Linked DNA regions of Homo sapiens: regions 1 and 2 are each linked to region 3. Evidence: chromatin loops called from intact Hi-C (ENCODE). Cell type or tissue: GM12878. All regions are shown on one strand. Links, peaks and the distances in the headings refer to the core of each region. The heading gives the core; the rest is flanking DNA.

Evidence for each region. Hi-C counts contacts between places; a loop is a spot of excess contacts. Peaks named below come from ENCODE experiments on the same cell type or tissue, not always from the same donor. Only the 100,000 strongest peaks of a DNase experiment are listed, where the experiment ranks them.
Region 1: a loop joins it to region 3, with 2.6 times the contacts of the local background. A loop is called at or near these places in 5 of 110 quality-filtered maps.
Region 2: it touches region 3 in a loop (6-fold over the local background); 6 of 110 quality-filtered maps call a loop at or near these places.

What each region holds. Positions count from the first base shown.
Region 1 is chr9:37,298,751-37,305,598 of GRCh38, reverse strand. ZCCHC7 (zinc finger CCHC-type containing 7) reads right to left here. Exons shown (of 9, transcript NM_032226.3): 3 at 3,368-3,411; 4 at 1,286-1,411; 5 at 1-55. Among named protein-coding and RNA genes, the nearest start is that of LINC01627, 93 kb to the left of the region's middle. RefSeq lists an enhancer at 3,058-3,107. In GM12878, for the core only: no CTCF peak of the experiment used is centred there; a DNase peak (open chromatin) is centred at 3,098; H3K4me3 peaks cover 1,918 bases; H3K27ac peaks cover 4,000 bases.
Region 2 is chr9:37,141,856-37,148,703 of GRCh38, reverse strand. The region is part of intron 2 of ZCCHC7 (zinc finger CCHC-type containing 7); the gene reads right to left. Among named protein-coding and RNA genes, the nearest start is that of ZCCHC7, 25 kb to the right of the region's middle. In GM12878, for the core only: no CTCF peak of the experiment used is centred there; DNase peaks (open chromatin) are centred at 2,129 and 3,743; H3K4me3 peaks cover 2,043 bases; H3K27ac peaks cover 3,647 bases.
Region 3 is chr9:37,031,417-37,038,264 of GRCh38, reverse strand. PAX5 (paired box 5) reads left to right here and starts at 3,997. Exons shown (of 10, transcript NM_016734.3): 1 at 3,997-4,279. The coding sequence starts at 4,234. RefSeq lists enhancers at 1-263, 762-841, 1,842-1,891, 3,285-3,334, silencers at 2,425-2,584, 3,665-3,844, 4,111-4,231 and a promoter at 3,413-3,851. In GM12878, for the core only: a CTCF peak has its summit at 3,425; no DNase peak of the experiment used is centred there; H3K4me3 peaks cover 4,000 bases; H3K27ac peaks cover 4,000 bases.

The sequences.
Region 1 (6,848 bases), core at 1,486-5,485, 270 kb before region 3:
GACAGGAATACAGGAGATGTCCTCTCCTGGAGCACAGGAAGCAGCGACGAACTTTCTATGTGGCGAAAAAAACATAAAATCTCTTCAGTCTCAAAAGGTAGAAGATTAGTATTTGTTTTTCAATATAATCCCATAAAAAAATCTTTTCTAATTTGAGATCCCAATAAAGGTAGAATCCTGAGCACAACTGTAAAAATCAAACAAAATGTCCAAAACACTGTATGTATATTGTTTGCCAAAAAGGCTTAGTCTGTACATACTAGCAGCTGGCATATATTCCTTATGCCTCTTCTTATAGGAATATTGACAAAATGAAAGGTATGTAAGAGGGAAAGTAGAATGAGGAGGATATCTAGAAGCTAAGTCATAGGAGGAACAGATACAGAAGAAGCTGTTTTGACTGGAGAAGCAAGAACAAAAAAGGAGCATAAGAGGTGTCTGAACTATTTGAAAAGCAGTCATTTGGAAGAGGAAGGAGAAATGGAAGAAATGTTTGTTAAGAGCTAATTATCTGGTCAGGAAACGTCTAAGATCTTCAGTTCTGTGTTGTTCCAAAGGTTGATGTACCTGCTTAACGTAACTTACATTAATAAACATTTAAAAATGCCCCAAATTATAATTTTCTAACGATAAAAATTATCTCACATTGAAATAAGCTATCTTATGAAGTACAAGGTTTAGAAGTGAAAGGGGTCTCAGGAATCATCTGATTCAATCTTTTCATTTTATAGACAAGAAAACAAGAAGCACAGAGGGTTAAATGATTTGCCCATACAACTAGTAATGATAAGTTAAAATTGATTCCACATTTTTCTGACTCCAAATTTATTATTATTTCTCCGACACTAGGCTGTAAGCTACATGAAATTTAACACACATACTATAAAAAGATTTGAATTCTAAGGTTATAGGGTTTCACACTTGAGATTTTTTTTTTTTTTCTGAGACAGAGTTTCACTTTGTCACCCAGGCTGGAGTGCAATGGTGTGATCTCTGTTACCGCAAGCTCCATCTCCCGGGTTCACACCATTCTCCTGCCTCAGCCTCCCAAGTAGCTGGGACTACAGGCGCCCGCCATCACGCCCGGCTAATTTTTTGTATATTTTTGGTAGAGACGGGGTTTTTCACCATGTTAGCTAGGATGGTCTCAATCTCCTGACCTCATGATCCACCTGCCTCGGCTTCCCAAAGTGCTGGGATTACAGGCATGAGCCACCGTGCCCAGCCTCACCCTTGAGATTTTGAGTTTACAAATGTGGAAAGAAGCAAAGCATATTTCACGTACTCGTGGTAAGGGGCAGTTTTTTGATAAATGACCACGTTTGTCACAATTTCTACAGATAATGTTTTTGTTGGCTGAATAGTACCGCTGGGTCCATCTTCCAGGTGTTCGGTTATTAGCTATCTGGGCCTAAGGGAAAAAAAAATCAAGAATTAAAAAAATTGTTTCACTGCTAAATAAAAGCCATCTACTACTCTTGTTAAAGACAACTATAAGCAAATAAAGATACATCAAGCTTCAAGTCAGTTCCATTACCTTGATAAAGCAAGAGAATTATTAGTTATATCTGTTCAACTTAGAACCTAGCCACAGGGGAACTTTATGATCTCTCTTGTTCTCTTAAAAAGAGGTAGAGGTTGGGCGTGGTGGCTCATGCCTGTAATCCCAGCACTTTCGGAGGCCGAGGTGGGCGGATCACCCGAGGTCGGGAGTTCAAAACCAGCCTGACCAACATGGAGAAACCCCATCTCTACTAAAAATACAAAACTAGCTGGGCGTGGTGGCGCAGGTCTGTAATCCCAGCTACTTGGGAGGCTGAGGCAGGAGAATCGCTTGCGCCTGGGAGGCGGAGGATGTGGTGAGCCGAGATTGTGCCATTGTACTCCAGCCTGGGCAACAAGAGTGAAACTTCATCTCAAAAAAAAAAAAAAAAAAAAAAAAAGAGGTAGAAAAACATAAAAGGAGGTGCCATAAAGGTAACTCTACTGCTTTTTGTCTGCCCCTCCCGCCTGCTGAGTCTTTTATACTTCTCCATGTGATTTTTTTTTTTTAATCTTTCTCTACTTATGTTTCAGATCGAGCAGGGGTACTGACATGCATCACTTAGACACCGCGGTAGCATTCAGTCAAAGCCACTGCTGACTTCTTTTCTTTCTTTCTTTTTTTTTTTTTGAGACGGAGTTTCACTCTTTTGCCCAGGCTGGAGTGAAGTGGCGTGATCTCGACTCACTGCAACCTCTACCTCCCTGGGTTCAAGCGATTCTCCTGCCTCAGCCTTCCGAGTAGCTGGGACTACAGGCGCCCGCCACCACACCTGGCTAATTTTTGTATTTTCAGTAGAGAAGGAGTTTCGCCATGTTGCCCAGTCTGATTTCGAACTCCTGACCTCAGGTGATCCACCCACCTCAGCCTCCCAAAGTGTTGGGATTACAGGTGTGAGCCACCACGCCCGGCCAGCCACTGCTGATTTCTATAACTGAATGTACACCATGTTTTTCTGAATGGGAGGGCTACTTAAATTTTGAGTTAGGGAATGGTGTTTTTATGACTTTGTCTTTTGTAAAGTTAGTACAGCTACCCAATATATCCATTCTTTTGAACAGCACAGGGTTACTGCCTACAAGACTGGATGATAATAAAAGACTGATAATCCAGTCTTCCTTTATAGAAATAAAGGAATGAGATAATTTCTTTCCACTGGAATCCTTTTAAGATCCATTCTGCCTACAGAGTGACCCAATTCTAACTGTCCCATATTCTAATCTAAATCTAGGATCTTGTAAGAGAGTACCAACAATGCATATCATATGGAATATCTAAAGAGGAACTGTAAATCCCAACCATGCTTTAGCTTGTTTGGTAGAATTCCATCTTTAAAAAAGTTTTCATCTTTTATTTGTTATTTTGCTGAACTGGCCAAGTGGACCACATGTAAGTACAATCTAGCTATCTCCCAAAACCAAGTTATAAAATTATTCTCTTTTTGTAGCATCTGCCACAATTAAGGCTAATAATCGACAAAGACAAACACCTGCCACATCCTAAAAATAGACTAACCATTTCCTTACACTGAAGAAGCAGTTATTTCCGGTGTTGATCTTTTTAGTGGTACCAGGCCATATGGGCTGAGAGGACTCACCGCAGGAGAGAAACAGAAAGGGAAAGGGGACTGGATGATTACAGCTATTAACTCACTGACAAAACTCAAGGCTGAACCAAGTTTCTGAAGAGTTAAATCACTCATATGCTAAAATCAAATGTTTTCTTATAAGCCACTTAAACTTATTAATGTTCCAAAAGTTATCATAATAAACTATGAAGCAAAGGAAATTATTATTCTGAATTTTAAAAACAATTTGATTTTACCTCAATGTCTTTGTCACTGATGGACCAGTTTATACCATCTTCTCCTACAAAACAAATAAATTATTACTTAACCGTGGCACTTTTAAAGGACTTATAGATTGACAATAGATTACACAATTTATGAGTACTCAAATTGGACCCCAAAGGTACACTGAGAAATGTTGAATACCTGAAATTCCTATTTTGGCTCTGTTATTAATTATGTGGCCCTGGACAAATACTTAACCTCTCTGAGTCTCAGTTTTCTGACCTGTGAAATGGGATAATAGTATTTTCCCTGTCTGCCTAAAAAGTCCTGTGAGAATAAAATGAGGTATGTGAAAATACATTGAAAAGCATCAGACTACATACAAATATTAAAACAAAAAAAAATCAGTGAAGGGCCCAAAAATACAACAGCAGATGCAGAATGAAATCTTAACTTCTTTTATCTGACTAAAGCAGAGCTTTACTGAGGCAGCTGTCACAACCCTCTCACACCTCCAGGAGGATCCACAGGAGGGAGATGACTGACACTGGGCACTGAGACATAACAAAAAAATTGTGTAAATGAGATCTTTCTGTCCTTTGACTCCCTAAGCTACCCCCTCTTGTTAAGTTGGTATATAGCCCCTTACTTCTTGTTTTTTTTGGAGACAGGGTCTTGCTCTGTTGCCAAGACTGGAGTACAGTGGTACCATTTTGGCTCACTGCAACCTCCGCCTCCCAGGCTTAAGCAATCCTCCCACATCAGCCTCCTGAGTAGCTGGGACTACAGGAACTTGCCACCACGCTAGGCTAATTTTTATAATTTTTTTGGTAGAGACAGGGTTTCACCATGTCACCCAGGCTGGTCTCAAACTCCTGAGCTCAAGAGATCCACCCACTTCAGCCTCCCAAAGTGCTGGCATCTGTGGTGTGCCACAGCAAGAGGCATAACCCCTTACTTCTATAACCCTCTAAACTCTTCTTCAGAGTTACTGATATTGAGTGCTCCTTCAAGTGTGAATAAACCTTATCTTTTCTCCAGTTAACCTGTCCAGTATCAGTTAACTTGCAGGCCCACAATTTGAACTCAGCTTGGTAGAGGAAAAGTATTTCTACCAAATATGAGTATTAACTGTGTCCACTAGCTTTGCATTCTACATGACTTTCATTATAACAATAAAAAAATTAGACTCTGAATAATATCTCACTAATAGGGTTAGGTTCTTAGCACTGTATTTTATAACATCAAAAACAGCAAAATAAAAGAAAAAAAAGGAGGCCAAATATCCAGAAACCACTGATTAATCTAAAAATACAACTGTAAAAACCTAGTGGGGGAAATAATCTCCCACATTTTCTTGTATCAGCTATTTTCTTTTCTTTCCACTGTCCTTTCACAAACGTGCAAATGGCTGCTATTCCTTTGGTCCACCCATGGCCAAGGGGGAAGGGACCTATGACTAATGCAGAAACTAAAGTGTTGACAAAAGGACTGAAAGATCTTTTTCTCCCTTTAAAGCTAAGATTTCCTCTGTCCTCCTACCTTACTACTTTCCTCTATCTCAAAAACACAAATCAAGCTTGACTTGTTTCTTTGAAAGGCTTTTGAAGAGACATGAAGTAATCTACATTTTCCCAGGCCTACCAGGAGTAAGTGTCTAGAGATATATTTTTAAATAAAAAACTTTTCTAAGAAAACCATGAGGCTGCTTTACAAAAAGACCAATCCACAGGTATGCAGAGATGCTGTGCTGATGATTATTTTCTTTGTAACATTTGGAGGCTGTATCCATGTACTGAGAGTGAAGAATACATTAAATAGCAGCAGCTTCTATTCCTTCATCAACCATCCATGCTATTATTCTTTCATTCAAAGGATCCATGTATGAAGCATGCTTTGCTACAACTTTCAAAGCTGCTTTTTGTATCTCAATGTCTTTCATCATTAAAATTCAAAATGACCACTTGAAATTATGTTAACTATAAGACTGACTTAAAATTGTTCTTAAAAAATGAAATATAAAACCAATGAAATGCAAAATGGCAACTGTTACCACTCTCCAAATTTACACATAAACAGAAAACAGTAAAAAAGGAAGGTTTGAAGGAGGGAGATCGACTCTATTCAGATTGTTTTAACAATCCTGTGGGATTCAAAAATATTCTTGTGTACAGTTGTCCCTCAGTATATATGAGGGATTGGTTCCAAGACTACCCTGGTAGAACCAAATCCTTGCACACTCAAGTTCCCGTCAGCCCTGTGGAACCTGCACATATAAAAAGTTGGCCCTCTATATACGTGGGTTTCACAGCCTATGAAAACTGTATTTTCAATCCATTTTTGGTTGAGAAAAAGCTGCTTATAGGCAGACCTATGAAGTTCGAACCCGTGTTGTTTAAGGGTCAACTGTACTAACAACTCCTCAAAAAGTTATAGCATATTCATATTCTTACTATAGAAAATTCATCAACAAGTATACAAACTAAGTTTCAACAATAGATCAAGTCAGTATTTCTCAAGTGGTATATGAAGCAAAGACATCACCAGGAACACATAAGGCAATTCTTGTCCCTGCCATGGCTCCAAGGTTCCAGTTTTGATTTGAACCTAGTAATGACAGCAGCTTCCTGCCCTTGATCTTTACCTATTGTGTCTAAACTCAAAATCTCACCCCAAGGAAAGCTTTGTCTAGGGCAACTCCTCAGAACTTCCACAAACAGCAAATTCTCCAACTTGTTAAATTCTGGGTATGGTACTTGATAGAAATCTGGCTTCTAGAGTTAACTGTGCCGCTAATTTGCTGTGTGGTGTTGGGCAGGATACTTAAGATCTCTGGGTCTGTATGACAATGGGTTAGAATAAATGGCATCCATGGTGGCACCTTCTAGTACTGAATTTCTGATTCTAATTTTCTCTCATTACTGGAATTATATACATTGTCACGTTGTGTAATTTACCTGAATTAAATCTTCCAGACCTTTGCAACTAGCACAAGGTAATTCGCCTTAAAGAGGACTTTCCATACGGCCCAGGAACACTCATCTTCCATGTGTCCACCACCCAATGCCATAGAATGTTAAATGGGACTGCCCTGAATTGTAAAATTAAGACTGCCCTAAGAATGCCTGTCATCAACCCATAGCTGCTTTTATAGGGTTGTTCTTGCTGATAACTGGGATTGTGATTCTGTTCAAATTTCAGAGCCGTGATCAAAGCAGTAGCTGGTAATTCTTTCTTTGTATGAAATCAACTCCGTTTAACAAACATCTATTGGAAGATTAAATGAGCAAGGTGCTAGAGGGTAAAGAAAGATGTAAAGAGCTTATAGCCTTAGTAGAGGACAAGGTGACAAACGAAAGGAGAAAGAAAGAGTAAGAGAAGGCCAAACAAATGCTATGGTAAATTCAGAAGAATGGATAATACCTCAATTTTAGGGAGAGAAGGAAAAAAGTTACAGAAGGCAGGGCCGTAAAGGAAACTAATGAGGTGTAACTTACATGTAATAAAATGTAC
Region 2 (6,848 bases), core at 1,245-5,244, 110 kb before region 3:
CATCATATCTGTCCAAAAATCCCAATGAGAAACACTGACTTAAGAAACTGAAGTCTCATCCTATAACAAATGTCTTTCATCTATGAGTTATCACTGCAAAGTGTTACCTTTATAACAGGTACGATCACTTTTTAACATCAAAATAAAAATACAAATTTAAGAAATAATTTAAGAACTAAAAAACCTTTCCCTACAAATGGACCCTAGGAGAATGAGGAACTCAGTCTAAGAAAAACCGACCTAATTCAAAATAGAATTTTAAAAGTCTGTTGTTCCTCTAAACATGATATATCCTTATCTCCCCTGACACACACCTCTACCCCTCATGAAAGCAGTATCTTTCCTCTCCTGCACCCCATGACTCTATTATGCCACTCACCTCTTACCTCTTCTATTAAGCCATAGGATCCGTGGGGTCAGGGTCTATACCTGATTCATCTTTGTAAGTACCAGCACATCTTGCACAGTGATTCACAAAAGGCCCTAGTTATTGTTGGCTAAATGAATACATATCAAATATATATTTTTGGCTATTATTTGCTGTCTCTGATTATCTATGCCTTTGTTCCCAATCAGTATCACAGAAAACCAAAAGCTTACAAATCTTTCAATTCAATGTCTACAATATACCTATAAAGTTAAAACAACAATAATACTGACAGATGCAAGTATAGATTCTTTTTTCTTCCTCAACATGAAAAAACAATTACTGACAGGATACCAGGTAAAAGTCAGCAAAAAATACAGGAATAGACATCATTATCACCAGTGCTCTTACAGAGCATCTTTATAAAATGGAGGCAAAAACTCCCTTTCAATCAACCTCCAATATGTTATAATGTAGATTTTTTTAAAAATGCAATGCTAATAAAAATTAGTTGATAAGTATTTTTCATTCAAAAGCCACAAATGTTTGATCTGCATTAAAAAGCTATTAAAAAATCAATTCTAACTTACAATTTACTCAAATACCAGTGGTTTCTTAGATGCTAATAATAAAGCACTATATGAGCTATTACTTTTATTCCTAATATGATTGACATATCTTTTATGAAAGAAAGTCATGTGCACTGCAGGAAATTTAAAAGCCCAAAATGTTAAAGCTCTGAATATAAAATTTAACTAGCAGACTGACTGAAATACTAGATCTCTATTTTTATTCTATTCACTCTTCACTCACCTTCCATTTATTTTCTTGGGATTTGTTTTTTCCCCCCACTCTTATTTTTAATTTTATGGAATAATAAGATACACCCACCTATAGCTCTACATCAGCCAATATTAGACACTTTCAAAACAGCTTGCTTGCTTTATCTCTCTTTCTGTATTTGCTAGGTATTACCTGGTTAGACAGAAAAACAAAGCATTAAATGAAAGTGGTTTTTATGGGACAAAATGTTTTTCCATTACATTACAATGTCTATTATCCTAGTGGTCTTAAAATGAAACTATATTATATTCCTAAACTTCCCTTCAACTGTTTTTGAAGTAGCATAATTTGGAGGTGTTTGGGTAGAAATTATCGGGGCTAACTTTTTAATATTGCAATTATTTATTAAATTGATATATATAATTCAATTGTTTACAACAGTTACTATCATATGAAAGATACTATAGAAACAGAAGTCCTAATGAATTATCTTTGGGATAGCCTGGTCTTCACCTATACTTACTACTGTTATTTGAATGTTAATTTCTGGACCTACTCTATTAGATAGCTAAAGTTAATTAATTCAACTTTAAGTTAAGAGAGAAGATACAAATAGTTGATGTTATTCCCTATGTTTTTAAAATATAAGGTCAATCAATATAAGTACCCACAAATTTTAAATTATTTAAATTATATGAGCATCTGACACTGAGGCAGATTTTCAACTTAACATCTATTTACTTCTTTCAGCTTCCACTGAAGTCAAACACCAAGTAATGAGAAGAGAAACAAAATTTTTAAATCTGTCCTTATCATATTACAAGCACATTAAAGACTTCTCTCTTATTTTCCAAAGAGCTTGAGAAAATGTTGAGCAGCAAAAACTGCATTATTCTCTCAAAAGAAACTACTTTCCTTTTTGATAAACAGTAAACCACATGAGGAAGTTACCACTGAATTACTTCCTGTTACTTGAAAATGTTCTAACTAATACAGCTACCACACGTTTTTAGTTTTTAAAACGAGGGTGGGATAAGTAAAGGGAGGCTTAATTATTAGACAATAATAAAGCAGGCCTAATTTACCATATGGCCAAGACAGCCATTTTTCATTTGGAGGATCTAAGTCCTTTTCAAATTATAATGAAAGAAAAATGTAGAACAATCAAACATGCAGACTTTGTAGAAAAGTGTTTCCTCAGAAAATTGGATACACAAATATCAGAAAGCAAGGGCCATCCATTCATTATGCCTGAAACCAAAGGAGGAAAAAAGCCTACATACAGAATCTGTAAGCTTCATAACTATTGGGATCGTCAAATTTTTAATATTCAATTCCATAATAAATTATTCTAGGTACCAAAAAACTACAGCAGTAAGCAAAGGACTTAATACAATGATATAATCTAAATAAGGTAAATAAGGTACACCAAAAACTCTGAGATAAATGAAGCAACTCTCGAAGAATGAGTTAAAATAGTAATCGCACTTGCTTAAATTAGTATTTATCATTTCTAATGTTTAAAATAAATAAAATACCAAGTCTGAATCAGCCTACAGGTATATTCACTTAAAGATGAATGAATGTGAAAATGTGTGTTCTACACACTTCAACAAGATATAAGACCTACTGTCCAAGATAATTATCCACTAGCAAAATAATTCCTATTTTAATTTTGGGTTATATTCCTTGCTTTTAACAGATCAGCATCTCCAATTCAATTTATAGGAACAATTTTTGTTCAAAATTTAACTGAGGCATCTCAATCTATTAAACGAGGAATATTACTCAATTGAACACTGATTTTAATAAGAATTTTTTTAAGTTAAGGATCTAAAGCAACTACCAATCTAATAAGTAGTTTTAAAAGTTGGGTATGCTCCTATTTTCTGAACTCAAGCAAGTTTGCATTTTTACTTATTTATAATAGCATAAAGAATCAACTTTTAGGCTGCCTCCTTTTCAATTAAGGCTTGTTTACACCTGACAACTATCTTTATCCCAGAACTCTAATGTTCTGCTTTTAATAGCTCAATCTATGTTTCTATCCTAGAAACTGAAAAGGTTTTTTAATTTTGGAGCTTTTTGGTATGTGCCCCTTCTGAACGATAATTACATATTCACAGCAAACTAAATACAATCTTAAGAAGTATGTACAAGAATCTGAAGTAGACTTCTAGAAACATAAAAGTATTATTTGATATAATAAAGACAGTCTGTTTTTCAGATTAAAAAAATACAACAGGAAAAGGAAAATTTTAAACAATTTACTTAATTTTGCCAATTTTCAACATGGTCCCTTTTTTAATCAAGGTCTACATATTTGAAAAGTTGACTATTAAAATTCTTAATGAATTTAAAAGTACTGCTGTTAAAACTTCCCTTTAGCCCATTCAGCCCCTTAACTAATCAAACAAAGAAACAAATATTACAAGACGAAGGCTGACAAAAAATCATAATGAACCTCTCAGATGAGAAACTAATTGGTACTAAGTACACAATGGCTTACATTTAATCCTGTTAATAACCACACAAAAAAAGAAATGAAAGACTCACTTTTCAGTCATCTCTCTGGACCACTGGGCTAAAATAACAGCATGACTAAATCTGACATTGACCCCGTGGCCCTGCTAGGAGTTAAAAGAATTCCTTTGAGTCTTCTGAGGCCTGTTTTCAACTGCTCCAGAAGGGGTGGGCTAGGCATACACACTTGTTAGCCTTCTTTACAGTAACAGGTCAAATTAGAAATGGTCATATACACTGTAATATACACTAGCTCTTACTTTAGACTTGAAGTCTGTACCTTACAACAAAAGTACAAGAAAGAACAATAAAATAGTAACACCTGGATGATAGAATGTCATAGATGGATCATATATAACTGGAAAGGTGAGAACGTATCAAGGCAGTAACACATTCCTGAAAGGAAATTTATAAAACAATAAGAATATTATCTAAATCAACAAGACTGAAATTGAGACAAAGTACCAAGATGGATCACTAAACTTTAAAAAAGAAAAATATCATGTATAAATTTTTCTAGATTTATCACAAAAGAGTTTTCAGCAAGCTTACTAAATTAAAATACATTAAATTATTTTGTGAAGTTTTGCAAGCTTTTGTGACATGAACCCACAAATAACATATGATGTTAGGATGATATAAATCTGCCTGAAAGCAGTTACTTGTTCCCTTTCATCCCTTTTCAAAATACAACTTATGATTTTCAACAAAGAAGATATTAGCATTCACACCTTCCTCTGTAACTAGTGATTGAAAATAATTATGGATATGGATTTACTATACTTGACCAGATTTCTCTCATTCTTGTATTAGTACTTTTAAATTAAGTATATTTTCTTAAATAAAATAAAATGCTAGGCCTTACTCTTATTTCACAAAGTCTAATCACTGAAAATGTAAGTAAGCCAATCACTAGCATATTTTATGTATTTCCCTTAAGTTCTTTCAATTTAAAGTATGGCTCCCGTTAATTTACGTCAACATTTAAAATTAAAAAGTCTAAATTTTCTGAATACTGAAAGCCAACAGATGTCCTTACAAGAAATAAAATTATTACACACCAAGGATATTTTAATTCTAAACTGTCTGCCGCAAAATATCAAAATTAATTTCACATAATTTAATTTCTGTACTCATAATCCTTTTATAATTTTTAGTTTACATATTAATAAAATCAAAATATCATAATCAAAAAATTACTTCACTGAACACATAACTTAATTGAACATTAGCAATCAGCCTCGAGGCACTCTTTTCTTAATTTGTAAGGGCTTAAATTTAGGATAAAAATAAGAGTTAAAATTTTAATATTTATCATAACAAAATTTTGTGAAATCTGTCAAATTTGAAGTAATCTCTTAGAAAAAAAGAGTTCAAGCACTCTACGTTTTGAAAATCTGTAATGGCATAGATATTTCCACCTGTTAGGTGGCGGCATTTTGGGTAGGGGGTTTTCTTTCCCAATTCTCATTCTGTTCTCACCTCCTATTTTCTTTCATACACAGAATATTATTTTTCAGGAACTACGAACTATCTACTAGAACACCGAGACATAAAGGCAATCAGCAATATGAGAATTACAAAATATTTCACAAACAAATCCCAATTTAAAACTCTAATGCAGAGCCTACTTTTCTGAACAGAAAACGCTAAAGCTAAAACAGTTTCCACGCAACACAATGTAATTTTACCATCATTGGCTTACCTTCATAGCATTTTTTGGCCTAAAAAAATCATGAATAAAAGTATTTCGATCATACTTCAATAGTTACCATACAGGTTTAGCCATTCAGTTTTAAAAGAATCTTCCACCCACTGCCAAAAGAAAAAAGGAAGAGGAAGAACAAAAAAGAAATCCTACAAAACGAGAGTTTCAAATAAAGACTGGAAAAGGCATCAAGCAATCATGACCTTTAAAAAAAAAATTGTCTGACAATTGTCTGTGAAGTTTTTTTAACAGCATAAAAGCACTTCACCAGTTTCTTCTTTCCTTAATAAATTTCAAGTTCGGCTCTACAGTGTTCTCCTAGTAAGGCCACACACAATAAAACCCAGGCACTGAGCTTTAAGAATTAATAACATTTTCCACGAACATTTGCTAGTAAAACATGCTAACAGAATTAATTCCTTGTTATTTTTAAAGCTGTATACTTCTGTTGGACCACTTTTATATCACAGGTTATACCTTGATTTGATGTGCTGAATACTAGAAATATATTTTAGGTTATTCAAGTTTCTCAATAATTACATATGAATATCAATTATAAAATTACAATACACCTTTTAAAATACTTTAAAAGGAGGAATAGTTTTACAAACTCATGAAGCCTATATAACTATAATCAAAGACTAGAAATTCAAAAGATTATTTTAATTGGCATGGACAAACAACAGCTAATTAGACTATCAGGATACATTTTCTTCTTAGTTTGAAACTCACTGATTTAAAAGAAATTGCTTTTTGAGAAGTCATTTGATAGAAATCAAAATGTGAAGCACAGTAACTAGAAAATAATAGCAAAAATAAAGAAAACAAAATTCAATGATGCTATTTATTTCTTGGTAATTACAAATTCTATAAATCAGTTTCATATTCTAAGAGCACTACATCCACAAGAAAAAACCTGTAATTAACAGACACAGAAAGAAGGCTTGCCCTTACCCCAATTCCCAAAGTCCTTAACAGATATGCAGAAAGAGCATTTTAGACACCTCACAACCATGAGGTACAATCAAAGGAAAAAAATCTAAAATTATTAATTATCAAAATTACTCTTTTCCCTATGTATCAACATTACAAGGTTTTTTTTAGCCTATTTACAGTATATCATAACATCATTTTTCCTGATTAGGAAATTATTAGAATTTTTTAAATGGTAAAAAGGATCTCTTTATTATTTTATGTTAATTTAGCAAATACAAAATTCAGTTAAATGTTACTGTATGACACCAGCCTCACAAAACAACTGTAAAACAGAAGTAGCTTTGATCACAATAATTTGATATTTTAAAGCCTGTGAATATTAATGAAAAAATATTTTGGGGAGATGTTGGGAACAGAGACCTCTACTTTTGACTTCTAACAATAACTAAATTGCCATAGCACTTCAAGGACTTAAATTCAGCAGTACAAAGTTATGTTATAAAACAAAATTCCTCACATTTGAAAGTATGC
Region 3 (6,848 bases), core at 1,875-5,874:
GCCCGCACCCGGAGCTCGAAGCCCTGTAGGCGCAGAGGACCCCACTGCCAACTGAAATGGGTGTTTTGACCCAAACCAATCCTCAGCTCCTTTTTGCCCCGGGCGCCGCCTGAAACCCCGAGGCGACGGCTGGCCCGCGATGTGCACTTTTTGCGCTCTGCGCTGGGGGAGTTGCAGGTGGAGAGGCGCCCCCATCCATCCCGGCACCGCCCCTAGGGAAGCCCCAAGTTTATACCGCAAGGGACCAACTCGCCGCGACTCGGCGTCCACCCTCAATGCTGACACAGTTCAGGCCCGGCAAACGAAGCAGGGCGGGGCTGGGCATTAGGGGCGCCGCCTGCCGAAGATGCGGTACCACGTGCGCGCTGTACGGACCCCGAATCCTGTGAGTCCAGCTCCGGCCACAGGCTTTCGAAGAACTGGGCCCTCGGCTTTAGGGCGGGGCCTCTTCTTTGCCTCCTGCCTGGATGTCGACTCCCACCCACGCTCTGCGCTAGCTCCGGGGCCGAGCCCCAGTGCCAGAGTCGTTCCCTGAGGCTTCTCCCAGGGCTCGCACAGAGGGAGGCCCAGTGGCGGACGGCGATGGCCCAGCCTTTGCTGGATTCCGGGCTAGGGGTCTGGGGAAGAGGGGCATCGGGCCGGAAATGAGCCCCAGTTCGGGCTCCACGAGCCCTGGAGCCCCCAACGATGTTTCCTGGCTGAGTTAAAGAGCCCGACCTTGGCCCCTCGCCTGGCGATGTCGGCCTCCCCCTCCCTTGCCCGCAGCGTCTTAGCTGGAGGGCAGCTCGCAGCGTGCCTAGGCCAACCCCTTCTGCGTCTCTTTTCTTTTCCTGTCACTCTCTGTTCTCGGCTTCTGCTTTCTCCTTCTCACAGAATGCCAGAGCGCCCAGGGGCCTGGAGGAGCTTCCGCACCAGCCCCTTTTCTGGGCCTCCAATTTGCCTTCCCCACAGTCTAGTCTCCCCCCGTTCCATATTTCTTTCTGTTTAGACTCTGCTCGTATTTCCTCGCCGATTGAGCCAGCATGTGTCTCTGCCTCTAAATCTTCTCCCTCGTGTAACATTAAACAAACCAAGGTGTGTTGAGCTGGAGAAGTCCTGGCAACGTGGACAGAAGGAATGGCTTATTCTGTCCTGGGGACATTTCCGGTCACTACAGTTCGGTTTCCCCTTGAGGCGGCGCCAGCTCCGGTTCCGCCCCGCAGGCCGCTGCTACGGAGGCGCCCGCTCGCTGTCTCGCTCTCTGGCGGTGTCTGCGTGTGTTCGGGTGTGGGCACATGTATCTGTGCTTGCAAACCAGGGCGGGCTCTCCAAACCGAAAGCTGCGCGGAGTTGGGTTTCTGGGATTCTAGGGCTGCGGGCAAGGGAGATGGGGGATTTTCCCGGGATCCCGACTCCGATCTGAGCCTAGACTCCCCGCGTTCTGGCCCCTTGTCCCGTATCTCTAGGGCCGCAGTGTCAATTCCGTGTCCTCCGAAGTGGTTCGTCACCTGCTCCGCCGAGGGGAGCCGCCCCTTGGGCCAACGCTGCGGGAGTCCGGACGGTCCGAAGCATGCTGGCCAGGCGCAAGGGGAGACCGACTCACAGGGGAGAGGGTGGGCAAGGGGACGGCGGCTGGGCCTCGGTACCCCGCGAGGGGGGCTCTGCGATTCTGACCCAGCAGCGGCGCCTCCGGGCCCGCGAGGTTTTGACGACCAGCGGGCGCCCCCTCGGGAACCACATTTGTTTCCCGCTGGTCTCGAGCGTCCAGAGCGCGAAGCGGCGGAGCACGGCGAACCTACGATTCGTGATGCTTGGCCTAATCCTCTGCCCTTCATGGGTGCGGGCAGGAACGGAGTAGCGGCTGATGTCCCCTCCCTAATCCCAAAGCCCCACAAAAGCCAAAATACACACGCAAACTCTCACCAGCGCATCTCACAAACACAAAAACTAAAGACAACACATGAAAATATAACCCGATCCCCCACCAAAACGTACAGTTCAAAAAAATAAAATTCAAATCGAAGGAAACAAAACACACACAACACGAAATTCCCTAAGGCAACACACACACAGACGACACCCACTCACACCAAATCAAAACACATCTAAACACCGCGGAGAAGGAAAAGCCTTACAAACGACACACAAAAAGACAGCCTACAAGGACAAAGTACAAAATTACACAAAATCAAAACTCACCCCAAAGACCAGGACTTACAGAGCAAAACCCGCTAAAATCAATCCCACGAAAAAACAACACGCAAAACACCCGAAACAAAAGAATATCCCATGGAAAAATGAAAACTCACAGAAAACAAACAAAAACAAAACAAGCCCTCTAAATGGAAACAACAACAACAACAAAACACCAACACCCCCCGCCCCCAGCCCGGGGTGAAATGTCAATTCCGGGAGGGCTTTTGATCTCCAGGCGCGGACAGGCCGCTCCTCCCAGGCGCTGCCTCCCGGCGCGGGCGAGGCGGGAGGGCGGGAAGCCTGGGCTGGGGCTGGGCTGCGGAGGGAAAGAGTCGAGCACTCGGAGATGGCCAAAAATCAAATCTCGGGGTAGGGACACGGGCCCGCAGGCTGCAGGGAGGAGGCGGCGCTGGGGAACTGCGCAGACCACTTGGTGGGGGGGCCGCCCGGGAATCCACAGCCACATTTCCGATTGTGGCGAAATCTGCTCAGTGGATATGTGATGTCCAGTTGCCGCCGGGGGCCCCCCTTTCCTCGAGCTCTAGGCTCTTCCCCCTAGGTTGCGACCCAGCCTCGTGACCACCCCCTCCAAAAAACAAACAACACTCTTGCTGAGGACGATTCACTCTCCAAAACTGCCATTGTCCGGCGGGCCAGGAGTCCTCCTACGGAGCGCTCCCCCGCCCTGGAGAACCTTTCCCCTGCGACCACCCCGCTGCAGGGCCCCACAGGCTTTCAGTGGCTAGGCCCAGCAGCTGAACTAACTCAAGGCTGGGGAGGGGAACAGGGAGGGGAGGCTTGAGTCTGGCCCGAAGAGAGAGGGCTGGACATGCCACACCTCTGCTCGGTCTCTGTGGATCTGATTTCCTCTCTGGAATCAAGTCCTGGGGCTCTGGGACTCCACAACGTCTCAGGGCTCGAGGGCAATGCGATTCCACTTATGGGCCGGGGTAAGGTGTCTGGAACTCCCGCCAATCTCCAGAAACTACTGAGATGTTCTGCTCTGCCCGGGTGCTCCAAAGCGGAAGCCCGGATTTCATCTCCAGTATTTCACAGCTTAACCTCCATGCTCTGGGCCAGAATGGAACTTGATGTGGGGAGGGGTTCTGGGACTAGAAGACTGGATGGGACCTGGGGGCTTTAGGGATCTGGCGCTGCCCTAGGGTCAGGGGCCCAGCAATAGTCAGGACCCCAACAAATTGGGGTGGGGGTTGGATGGCTGGGAACCCTGGGGTCGGGCGCCGCCCTAGGGGTGAATCGGAGTAAACCGGAACGTCGCCTCGGTGCCTGGCAACACTGCCAGCCTTTGCAACCCCTTTCAAAAGCACCTGCTTGGCCGAGCAGTTAATTTCTTCAAAAACAAAAACCCGGCCTGCGCTCGTCTAAGCAGCGGGGTTTGCACATGGAGATGTCACAGGCCCCGCGCACAGCGCAGAGGGCCGCGACCCCCAAGCGCATGTCTTAATAGAAGGTGCGGCTGGAAGACCCGGGCTCCCGGGCTCCGCTTCGGTCTGCCCCTTCCCGTAGGTGCGCTGGCTAGCGCCCGGCGCAGGCTGAAGCCTTCCTTCCCTCCCCCCAACCCCTATAAAAGTCTGGGGCGGCGCGGCAGCAGCACTGCTGCTCTCCCGGCTTCCCGCTCTACTCCGGCCGGGCCGGGTCCGCCACGTCTGGCGCGCTGAGCAGGCCCGGCCGCGCAGCGCCTACCCTTTCCTCGCTCCGGGCCGGCAGTGTGGGGCGGCGCGCTGGGGGCGCGGCGTGTCTGGGGACATCTTGTGATGTTGGCGAGAACAGGACATGATCTCACATGGCGAGAAGCTCTTTAGTTCCTTAATCATTTCACGGTGCCTTCGGACGCTTTTTTTCCACCTAAAACGTTTAGTTTCAGCTCAGTGATCAGCTACCCCAGCTCGGCGGGGGAGCGGAAGGCTTGAATTATTCCGACCTGTGAGCGGCCCCTGGCACCAAAAAAAAAAAAAAAAAAAAAAAAAAAAGAAAAAAAAAGGCACAAAAAAGTGGAAACTTTTCCCTGTCCATTCCATCAAGTCCTGAAAAATCAAAATGGATTTAGAGAAAAATTATCCGACTCCTCGGACCAGCAGGACAGGTAGGACCGCGATACGGGCTCCAGATGTGCAAACTCCGGGACACGGCCAGGCCTTGGTCCCCACGCAGGGTGACCCTGGAGGAGGAGGGGGCGCGCCGCATTTTCGTAGAGACTGTCTAACTGCGGCGTGTTTGTTATGTTTTTTCACCTATCTGTTCACACACTTCTGCATCAGTCCAAATATCTGTGAGTTTGTCTGTGTTTTTCTCTGTTTCTGAATGTTCACGCTGGCGTCCTTCCGGGGGTCTGCAAGTTAGGGCCTGTGTGTTTATATAAGGGACTCAGTGTGTTCATTACAGTATATGTATTTTTAAAAGATGTAAAAATATATGAGTTTGTGTCCAAAAGTTGTTTGCCTGTGTGTGTGTGTGTGTGTGTGTGTGTGTATCTTTATACTCGTGGGGTATTCGTGTGTGTTTATAAGTTAGTACTTGTGTATATTCTTTTGGGTATCCAAAATGTGTGTCTACTATGAGTGTTATTTATGTAATTCGGAAATATCTGAGTGTACATCCACTATTTAAAGGGTCTGCATTCACCTGTTATATCCCAAGTGATTTTTGGATGTGAGAAAGAAGTGGCTACACTGACCTTTCCATTTTTGGATGTCAACGGCTGTCCGATGCATACACGCCAATGTTCACATTGTGTCTCTAGGCAAACTCCTAGACGTGGGTCTGGGGCCTATGGAGATCCGTGGTGTTTAGCATGTGCATTGTAAGGCCCAGTGTCCATTCTATTGGGAGATAGGACCAGGAATGAAGGTGTGAATTCAGGGCATGCAGCCTCTTGGTGTGCAGTGAGCACTGTTCAGGCTACCATTTGTACAAACAGGTCTCCTGTGGCAGGCACAACCTTGCAGATGACAGCGGACACCTGTAGGGTTAGTTGTGACATTTCTAGGGACCCCCAGCCTACATTCACTTTCACCTAGACAAGCCTCTGACACTGGCGTGTGTATTTGTGTGTACACACAGACACACACACACTGTGTCCTCAGGTTTTATCCTGTGGGTGCCGCACCAGTGGAGGAGAGCACAGTGGGTGGATGCATGTGCATAGTCTGGGCATTCAGCTCTAGGGCCTGTATGCGCACAGGCCTCCCTGGCTTAGGTCCCCATGTGCCTCCCACAGGCCTGAGAAGTAGGTAGCAGGATGTGTTTATGTCTGAGAGGAGATAGCAGGGACAGTAGGCCTCCATCTGCCCTGAGGCATGAATCAGGTATGGGGGGCCTCTTTCACTCACTAGGCCACTGTGTAACTCCCACACAAACACTCTCTTGGCCCTGGCAAGAAGCCCCCTTCCCCCATCTCTGTGCCCTCTGAGAACCCCCATCTCTCCTCCAGCCTCAAATACAAGCCTAAGAGCAAAAAGGATAAACTTAGACCCCAAGCCCAGGACAACTTCTGGGGCATAACTGTGTTTCCAAAATTGTGGCTGGAGAGAAGTGAGGGCAGAGATCTGAGGCAGAAGAGTGCTCCCAGGATGAGGGCTCAGGAAAAGTTACCTGGAAACTCCTCTTCTCCATCCTCAATTCTCAGAAGGCCCTTCTCCCTGGCAGTGGGCTTCTCAGCAGATGGACTTTCAGAGAGACCTGAGCCTGGAAGTGGGTGTTGTGTATGTGTGGGGAATGAGGCGGGGATGTGTGAGTGTCATGGAGAGGGTCTGCGCAGTCCTCGGGCTGGCTCTCCCGACAAGCTGTGTAGAAGAATGTAATTCATGGCGGTCGATGGGCTCTTTGATTAGTTCAATTGCCTGAATAATCATTTAATCAATAAAGCATTTTATTCCTCTGCATAGCTGGACTGGGTGGGGCTTGGGGTGGGGTGAGATACGGGAGCCCTAGGCTGGCCAAGCCTTAAAATCTAGAGAGCCACGCCCCCTCCTCACTGATGGGTTGGGGAAGAGCTGCCTGCCTGGAAAAGGGCGACAGTTCAAGTGAGACTGCACTTCCATCTGTCCACTCCAGCCTGGGTCAGGGCTGGAGAAGAGAGGGAAGCTGAGAAGCTGTCCAAGCTGGTGCTCAAAGGGTTGTCCAGGTCTGGTTCCTATGAGAGCTTCTTCCTTCTCCCAACTTCTGGGTATTTCATGGGCCAATAGACTTCCTTTTTCTTCCTTCAGAACCATATTCCATTTCTTACCCCAACCTCAGTTTCCCTATCTGCCCAATGGGGAGGGAGTGTGTCCTTCTGGCTCTAAGCCCAAAATAAGGTCAGGTCAACACTAAGCAGGGAGCCACTTAAGGACCTTCTCCTCTAATGTCTTCCTTGCTGTAGGGAAAGGAAACTCAGAGGTTCGGAGAGGGGAAGGGACTTGTTCGAGATCATAAAGCATGAGTAAGGGAGGGAATAGGAATGGAAGGTGACCTCTCTGCCCTTAGACCTCCTGTTCCTGCTGGGAGAAGAGACAGATTCCCCCCTCTCTCCATGGACCCCCTTGGAGAAAAACTACTACTTGGACAAGTAGTAGTCTCTCCTTGCCATGGGAACCCTTGAGTCCTTAGATCCGGGCAGACCTGGATGGATTGAGTACTTTCCCACTGGGCATTGACATCCAGTCTCACAGTTC